Linked DNA regions of Homo sapiens: all the other regions are linked to region 1. The links are chromatin contacts, found by Hi-C or POLR2A ChIA-PET in ENCODE. All regions are on one chromosome and are shown on one strand. The core of a region is the stretch at or near the end of the contact, and the rest is flanking DNA. Distances in the headings are between cores, read along the strand shown.

Evidence for each region. A loop is a pair of places that touch in the nucleus more often than their neighbours do. ChIA-PET counts read pairs that join two places held with the same protein, here RNA polymerase II (POLR2A). Pooled maps may share reads with other maps.
Region 2: a map of cardiac septum shows a loop between it and region 1 (2.5-fold over the local background). The contact joins two enhancer-like sites. A Hi-C loop is called at or near these places in 1 of 168 maps with a recorded cell type or tissue (cardiac septum). POLR2A ChIA-PET finds 5 or more read pairs at or near these places in 10 of 52 experiments (BJ, CD4-positive, alpha-beta T cell, MCF 10A and 7 more).
Region 3: a pooled map shows a loop between it and region 1 (6-fold over the local background). The contact joins two enhancer-like sites. A Hi-C loop is called at or near these places in 1 of 168 maps with a recorded cell type or tissue (adrenal gland) and 8 of 50 pooled maps. POLR2A ChIA-PET finds 5 or more read pairs at or near these places in 17 of 52 experiments (A673, AG04450, BJ and 14 more).

The regions. Positions count from the first base shown.
Region 1 is chr7:131,067,832-131,070,787 of GRCh38, reverse strand. The region is part of intron 2 of LINC-PINT (long intergenic non-protein coding RNA, p53 induced transcript); the gene reads left to right. Among named protein-coding and RNA genes, the nearest start is that of LINC-PINT, 41 kb to the left of the region's middle. RefSeq lists a cis regulatory region at 735 and an enhancer at 663-807. Within about 2 kb of position 1,412, at least 21 of the 41 ENCODE cell types and tissues checked have a DNase peak (open chromatin) inside an H3K27ac peak, as active enhancers do.
Region 2 is chr7:131,283,242-131,286,197 of GRCh38, reverse strand. It overlaps a transcript of MKLN1 not described here. Among named protein-coding and RNA genes, the nearest start is that of MKLN1-AS, 43 kb to the left of the region's middle. Within about 2 kb of position 1,457, at least 17 of the 41 ENCODE cell types and tissues checked have a DNase peak (open chromatin) inside an H3K27ac peak, as active enhancers do.
Region 3 is chr7:130,895,569-130,898,524 of GRCh38, reverse strand. The region is part of intron 6 of LINC-PINT (long intergenic non-protein coding RNA, p53 induced transcript); the gene reads left to right. Among named protein-coding and RNA genes, the nearest start is that of LINC00513, 16 kb to the left of the region's middle. Within about 2 kb of position 1,389, at least 28 of the 41 ENCODE cell types and tissues checked have a DNase peak (open chromatin) inside an H3K27ac peak, as active enhancers do.

The DNA.
Region 1 (2,956 bases), core at 163-2,662:
ACTCCTGACCTCAAGTGATTCGCCCACCTTGGCCTCCCAAAGTGCTGAGATACCTCATTGTATTTTATTGTGTGTGTTTATGTGTTTCTGTAATAAAAGAGTGCCCCTTAACAGAGAAGGTCTTACTCAAGAATATTGTGTTTTTCCCTGCCCCTATTATAGACTGGTATGTCTGCAATTCAACTGCTGAATATTTGATTTTTTTCTTTGTCCATGAAATGAAAACACAATACCCTTGACAAGAACAATAGTACATTACATTGTTTTGATAAAATATCATTGTTTTCTCTATATTCAAGAGTGGAAAATATATGTAATTTTTTATAAAGGGTATTATACAGTGGCACAAGCACTAAACTAAGCAACTCTGGGTTCTAGTCTCTACTTGGCCACTTTTAAACTAGTGTTAATTTAACTCTAAAGTTGTACATGCACACAACCCGCATATTCCAAGAGCTTGTTAGGTACAAGGCTTGTTACAAAGACCAGCAGTCTCCCCGCTGTCACTCCTGCCCCATCCCTTGCTCTCTGAGCTCAACTCTTAGAGCGGATTGTTCTGCTTGTTTACCTCCAGCTCTCTAAACAGGCATTGCTCTATCCTCTTCTTACTTTTTCAGTGTTAGGCATTACCTTTGACCTCTCATGATAAAGGAGAATTTATCTTTTTTTTTTTTTTTTTTTTTTTTGAGATGGAGTCTTGCTCTGTACCCCAGGCTGGAGTGCAGTGGCGCCATCTCGGCTCACTGCAAGCTCCGCCTTCCAGGTTCATGCCATTCTCCTACGTCAGCCTCCCGAGTAGCTGAGATTACAGGTGCCCGCCACCGCGCCGGCTAATTTTTTTTGTATTTTTAGTAGAGACGGGGTTTCACCGTGTTAGCCAGGACGGTCTCGATCCCCTGACCTCGTGATCTGCCCGCCTCGGCCTCCCAAAGTGCTGGGATTACAGGCGTGAGGCACCGCCCCGGCCAGGAGAATTTATCTTATGCACCCCCACCCCATGTGCATAGCCCTTTTCTTTTCATTATAATTACATTTTGAATAATTCAGCATTTACATTGTTAGGACTTTGAAAACATTATTCCCAGCTGAGTTATATAATCTATGGTTGCCTTTTCTTTCCAGCACAACTTTTTGTTTTCCCTGGTGTTAATAATTCTTTTCTTTTCTTTTTTTTTTTTTTTTTTTTTTTGGAGGAGGGCTTTGTTTGTTTGCTTAGATTTTATGTACTTTTCCCGTGTTCATCCCTAAACTCTTCCCCCGGTGTAATCTACTTGTGTCGAAAGTGTTAGGGTGCTCTGAAACAGCGTTGTCAGCCTGCAGGCAGCCATCCTCTCTGGCTGTGTTGTCTTTTCTCGAGTTAGCTGGAACTCTCTGCTGCCTCCCAGAGGGACGGTGAGACTTAGAGTCTGGCTGAACGTGAAGCCCTATTTGTTTGTGACTAAGACTGCTTGTCAGCAAGAACTGTCAAGAATGAGTCTTCTGACAGGCAGAAGCACTAATTAGCTTTTACCGTGACCAGTCATGAAGAAGCAGAGTAGGTAAGTAAAGGTGCCAGGGGTGAAATGAAGACCACATGGTATATAAGATATGTGCAAACAATAGTTAAAACAGAAAGAATTGTTTTTCTTTCTTTCTTTTTTTAAAAATACCTTTTTAAAAATAATGGAGATGGGTGGGGGGGGGGGTTGGGAGGAGGGTCTTGCTATGTTCCCCACGCTGGTCTCGAACTCCTAGCCCCAAGCGATCCTCTCACTTCAGCCTCCCAAAGTGCTGCGATTATAGGCATGAGCCACTGCACCCAGCTGAGAAGGAATCTGTGAATTGCTTCTCATTGATTGTTACAGGAAATGATGTTGGAGACATGAATGATCTAATTAATGACTCTTAGCTTTGTATATATTTTGTTTACCTCAATCATAGATTTGGTCTGGTTGTGAATCATGTCTAAGATGTTACTTTTGGGGTCGTCATTATTACATACATGGGAGAAAAACTAGAGGGCAGAAGGAGTCTCTACTATTTTCATTAATAGAACAATTTGCTACAGAACTGTTTTAAGTATTAAATACACAAAAGCTGCCATTCTAGATAGCTAGCAGTAGGAGGCCACAGAGATCATGATTCTGGTGGAATCAGATTGAGTCCTGCAGATTTCCTATTGGAATTGGAAAAGAAACCAAGGGTAAGTAGTCTAGTTGAAATGCTGTAAACCCTTCTTAAAATTCAGGATCAGATAAACTAGATTAAAAATGCCATCCTGTTTTTCATAATGCAGTAACAAATGAATCTAAAATGTGCAACACCACTTTCTTATATGCTTGTGACATTCTTAGTAAATAAAACAAGCAGAGTAGGTATACTGATGTATAACCACCACTTTTTTCCATTGCACTTCTGATTTTTAGTTCTTGAGTCCCCAGTCCAGGCCCTGATTACTTTATGTCCAGATGACTTTCATAGCCTTCTAATGACGCTTTATATCTTGTACTCCTCCACTTCATTCTATGTATTGAAAGCAAGAGTTTTCATCAGAAATGGTTTCGTCACACGTGTCCTATGATAAGCAACCTTTAGTAGTCTCCTGTCAAATAGTATTTCAAGTCCAAGCCTCTCCATTCATTCATTCACTCATTCATTCTAGACATACATATCGGGTGCCTTTACCTGGGCTAAACCTTGGCTCTCAAGACAGACACTCGGGTATGCCCCCAAGAGCTTTATATTTGCATGTGCATTTTCTCAGTGTTCTGCAGTCTCTGTTACGGCTGAGTAAACTTACCTTGTCTCCCCTAAATTTTTACCTTTGTGCCTTTAAACATAAAGCAGCGTCTGTCATTTTATAATTCTCTTCTTTCAGAACTGCCTCTGGTTATTAAAAACCTGATCTACCTCTATTACTCTATGATCTTTCAGCTTTGTGTTATTTAATTTACACCATATTAATTTCATTTATTTC
Region 2 (2,956 bases), core at 208-2,707, 220 kb before region 1:
CAGACAGATCACTTGAGATCAGGAGTTCGAGACCAGCCTGGCCAACATGGTGAAACCCTGTCTCTACTAAAAATACAAAATTAGTCCGGCGTGATAACGCATGCCTGTAATCCCAGCTCCTTGGGAGGTGGAGGCACGAGAATCGCTTGAACCCGGGAGACGAAGGTTGCAGTGAGACGGCGCCACTGCACTCCAGCCTGGGCGACAGAGTGAAACTGTGTCTCAAAAAAAAAAAAAAAAGTCCATAGATGCTGAGGAAACACACGCAGAGAATAAGGCATGATCCCAAGTCAGTAATTGTCACGCAATATGATGAATGGTTTTTATAAGAGCAAAATGCTATGGGGCCAGAAAAAAGGGAATGACTAACTATTGATGGGAGTTTCACCAAAAAAACTCACAATCAAGCTGGTCTCTTAAGACTGCATCAGGCAGAGGTGAAGTCAAGGGCATTCCAGGACCAAGAGAAACAGCTTTGCCTGAGCTGTTGCCAAGCAAACCACACCCTCAGCTCAGCCCTATTGTATCTACAGAGGCCTATTTTTATTCTTTATCCTCATCGCTACTTTTTAAGAGAAGAAAAGAATGCTGACTTCTTCCCTAATTTGCATCCATGTATTTTATATGCCAAAGAAAGGTGATTGTCAGGAGGGAAAATAGAAGTTGACTTTCGGCAAGTCCAATTACGACAGGTCCTCACATCCATCTGATAATAAGTTAACATGGAAACGCTTACCTTTGCTGAGCTTCTACCTCATTTCGGAAAATTGGGTTAGGCTATCCTGTGAATGCAGTACCAGGGGGAAAGTGGACAAGGTATGAGCGCATCCCGTGTCTCATTGCCCCACACCAGGAGGTTCATCTTTGGCAAACACTCCTTGAATGGGAATTATGGCTGAGGCCCTTTTTCCTCCCCTAGGCTGACCTTCACATCACTCCTCAGGGAACAACTCTGCCTAGGGCACCGCCCAGCTTCCCTCCCAGGCCAGCCCTGCTAGGCCTCTGAGACCAGAGCCGTGCTGCTTATGAGTGGAAGAAAGGAGAAAAAACTCTTAGGACAGCAGCCAGGAGAGAATGAAAGACTGGCCAAACCCACCAAGGAGCAAACGGTTCCCCATCCTCACCCTGCAGCTTCTGCTGGAAAAGCGGGGAGGCTGGGGAACCGGAATCTCAGCCTCAGAGTACGCATCACTTATCCTTGTTTTCTCAAGAAGCCTCTACCTTCCAGGCCCTGCCAGGAAGCTGGCAGCATTTTCCTGAAGCAGTAATAACAAGGACAGAGCGTTCTAGCCTGCTGGAGCCTGCTGGCTGGTCACTCTTTCCACTGCCTTTTGTTTTCATGCATCATTCCCCTCACTTGCTTCTCAGATTCCTCAGGGCTTTGAAAAAGCCACAAATGCTCCACACAGTGACACCACCCAGCGGGCTGGCAGACATAGCTGACAGGCACCTTGCCCTAAGCGACCGCACGTATGCAAGCCCTGACAGCTGATACCCAGCCACACACCTGGTGAGAGGGAAGGCAGCACTTAGAAAGGGCCCACCCTATTCACGTAGCTGGCAAAGGTAGGGCTTTAGATCAACTACAGCCCAGTGCACTGGTAAATCACAGACCGCTTTTTTATTCAAAGTGTATCTGTATGTTGGACAGTGGTACTTCCCCACCCTTTCCTCAAACATCTAAATCCAGCCAACATAGATGCTACCAACAGAGCACCAGAGTAACCTCAGCGTGACAATCCACATATCAATATATTAGATCATATACACATGCATACTTGGAGCAGACTTAACTTTATTTGTGTTTTAGAACCACCTGTAGCCTATTTCAAACCACACTCCAGAGTGAACCTATCAGAATCTATGAAAATAGGGCTTAGATATGTGTATTTTTAAAAAACTTGACAGCGTTGGTTAGAATGTGGGACAAGACAAATTCTTGTATATCATTGATGAGATATATAACAATTGGTTCAGCTGCTGTGGACAGTAAGCTGGAAGGCAATCTAGTCAAGTCGGAAGTGCGCATATCCTATTCCCTAGCAATTTTTGTTCTAGATATATTCCCTAGAACTCTCACACATGTGTTCAAGGAGACGTACACCAGGGCATGATTTACATCATGATTTGGAATAGCAAAAAACTGGCCATAACAAATATCCACCCACAGGAGAATAGATTCTAGAACATTTACACAATGGAGCACTACATTGCAGTATTATATAATATAATGTTATGTTATATAGAATGGATTAGCTCTACAAGTACCACAGATAAATCTCCAAATCACAATGTTGAGAAAAAAAGCTACAGAAAAAAATATGTACACTATTTACATACAGGTTTAAACATGCAAAACTTGCCTATTGTGTAGTAAAACTATAAAAACATGTGGGAAGGACACTCACAGTCTTCAACAGATTGGTTACCTCTGGAGAGAGTTGAAATGAAAGGGCCTTCTCGGCCGGGCACAATGGCACACGCCTGTTATCCCAGCATTTTTGGGAGGCCAAGATGCGCAGACAGCTTCAGCCCAGGAGTTCTAGACCAGCCTGAGCAACATCATGAAACCCTGTTTCTACAAAAAATACAAAAATTAGCCAGCTGTGGTGGTGCATGCCTGTAGTCCCAGCTACTCGGGAGGCTGAGGTGGGAGGATCACCTGAGCCCAGGAGGTCAAGGCTGCAGTGAGCTGTGAGTGCACCAGTGTACTCCAGCCTGTTTTGGGCAACAGAGTGAGATGCTGTCTCAAAAAAAAAAAAAAAGAGAAGAAAGAAAGCAGTAAAGAGAGAGAGAGGAAGGAAGGAAGGAAGGAAGGAAGGAAGGAAGGAAGGAAGGAAGGAAGGAAGGAGGGGAAGGGAAGGGAAGGAGGGAGGGAGGGAGGGAGGGAGGGAAGGGCCTTCTCTTGTAACTAGAAGGTTTTATCATGGCAAGCCGTTATTATTTATTAAATCTG
Region 3 (2,956 bases), core at 140-2,639, 170 kb after region 1:
CACAAAACAAAACAAAACACCTCAGGAGGCTGTAAATCAAGCACAACTGAAGCAAAGATAAAAACGGGCAGTCTCAGAATCACCTTTGAAGGTGGAAGGAAGGGCGTTTGTGTGTGACAAGAAGAGTGTACGTTCATACAAGGGTTTTTACTCCTCCTCTGAAAAGTCCTGCTTGGTGGCTGGCCAGTTTGTCATGCTTGGCTGCCCAAGCAAGTGGTGGCAGTCGGAGCACAGGAGAAAGCCGCAGGGGGTGAGGAAGAAGTGCTGGAGAGGGCGCTCCACCTTTCGGCTGCCCTGACCTGTCTCCAGCCCCAGGGCATGTGGTTCTGGGCCGGGCACTGGCCCCCTCTCTGTGGACTGTACCAGGCAGCGGGTAGTGCACAAGCTCTGAGGTCAGGCCACCTGGGCCTAAACTCCAGCTCTGCTCCTTGCTAGCAGTGTGACTCTGGGCACGTTCAAGTTACTTCATGCTTTGTGCCTCAGTTTCCTCATCTGTGAAATGGGGATGGTAACAGGACCCTCATCCCAGGACTGCTGTGTGGATTGAAGTGCCTGCAACGGGATTTGTCTTTTCTGGGATCGCGGTGGATGCTCTATTCCAGGTGAGGGAGTCTCTTGCTTTCTCCTACCTCTTGCAGCCGCTTTGCCTCTGAGTGGCAAATAGCAAGTGGCTGAAAATCACAATGAGCCCGTCAGAGAATGGGGATGGGCCACAAGGCCACAGTCGGATGGGTTCTCCATGCCCTCGACTATGCAGCGGGGTCAGGGCATCCCTTCCTCCTGGGGTGCCCACACCATTCCCTTGGAAGTTTAGACAGCAGCCCTTGCCTCGCCAGACGCAGCAACCCCTCCCAGCTACACGTGGAATCTGTGGCCCAGCCTCCCTCAGATGACCCGCATTGCCTGACAGAGACCAGGGGCCCTGAGGGGTGGCTGTCGCTGGCCTGGGACAGGGTCCCTGCAGGTTTTCAGGGTCCTCAGCAGCATTCGCCAGCGTCGGGTCAGACTGAGTCATGGGGCCCGAGCTCTCCACGAGTTGGTTCTCCAGTTGGTTCTCGTTGGGGGTAATGCCCTTCATCGAACCGCTTCATCCCCAGCCTGTATTGTCTCCGTCTCTTCGCAGTTGTCAGAGGGCTCGGCCGCCACCCTGAAACAGCCCAGAGCTCTCTGAAGAGCACGAGCTTTTACGCTTCTCTCCCCAAATCAACTGACTTTTTCATTGCTTCTGTGGAGGCTTTCTGTGGGAGAAAAGCGTGTTTATGGGGCAAGCTCAGAGAGCTCCTGTCCCCGTGGTGGAATTTTTTTAGTGGCTCTGCCCACGTGGTGGTGAGCGCCGGTGAGGATGGGACGCATTTTCTGCTAAAATGGCTGTGCGAGGCTGCCACCTCGTGGCCAGCACAAGGCAGTGAGTGTGTCCCTTGCTGGAGCTTCTGGGTGAAATAAACTCATTTTAAAGGTCTTCAGCAAGGACCTCACTCCCTCACTCTCTCAGTGTGCATATCATTCCAGCTCCAGGGCTTAATGCGTCTGTTGTGGCATCTCTCAAATCTGTACTTTGCTATCTCTTTGACTACAGAGTCACTACCTTCCGATAAGCCCTTCTGCTGTCTCCAGACCGATCCTTCTAAAGCGTAGATGTCATTGTCTTTCTCTCATTAAAGCTCTTTCATGGCTCCTCATTTTCCAGGTTCCAGCTCATGTCTCAGGAGGCCGCTAAGCCCACTCCTCTGCCCCAGCCTGTGTCTGCGCACGTCTCTTCTCCCTTCCTCCTGGTTTCCTCTGGCTGATACCTGCTCACCTGAAAGTCATCTCAGGTGCCACCTCCTCCAGGGATTCCTCGCATTAGATTAGCTTCCTTCTTCCCCATTCCTAGCTGACTTCCTTCATTATGCCTCAGATCCTTTTTTTGGAAGAAAAAGAAAGAAATGGAAGACAGACTGGCCAGCAGGGGGAGAGAGAGGGAGGGAGGGCATATCAGAGAATTCAATATGCTGCGTTTTAACCAGATACTTTTCTTCCTCTCCCACAAGGCATCAGAGTAGAGACTGCCTTTCATCTCTCTCCCCCTTGTGTAATAGCACAGTGTCTGGCAGATAACTGTTGCTTGCTAATTATTAGAAGGAAGAAAGGGAGGGAGAATAAAAGCCAGCATCACCATGTGATCTTCCTAAGTGCGACAGATGTGAGAAAAGAACTACCTTAAGCTCCAGGGGCCCTAGAGGAACGGCGCTGCGTGCTAGTGCAGATGGTAGCAAACGCTCTCACCTGGCTTGGCAACACTTCTTCACCTCTTCTTTCTACCACCACAGCGACTGTCTCCCTCCAGCCCATCCTACTGCCAAATTCATCTTCTATTAAGCATAGCTTCAATCACATCATTTCTTTATCAAAACACTTCTACAGAGGAGTTCCAAATGCTTTAGCCGGGCCGTCCAGGGCCTCCACAGGATGACCCCAGCCCATCTAGTTTTCTACCACTCTTTATGTGTTTCCTAAGTACCATTCATTATTTTAGGACTTGGTATTTGCTGATGAATTTACTTACTTACTTGAGAGTGTGGCAAAAGCACATCCTAAACTTTCAGTTAAAAGGAGTTTGATTGATTGACCTGCTCTGAGTTTAAGGCACGTGCTGGTCACTGTGGGAGCCATTAAAGAAGGTATTGTTCTGTGGCCGCCAGGAACAGATAGCCCAGCTGGGGACAAGACAAAAAAGCAGGGGGCATTAAGGAACAGACAGCAGAAAGGAACATGTCACAAGTGCACAATTAATCGCCAAATATATGGCTCAAGAAGGGGTGGTGATCAAACCAGATAATGTCTGTGAAAGTGCCTCTCTCCTGTCAAACTCCCAATTCCGAGCAGTCCTACAGTCGGCCCCTTCCACAGGGCGTAGCCCTGTCATTCCACCTCAAACGTCGTACACACTCGGCCTGTCCTACAAAGCCCTTCGTGA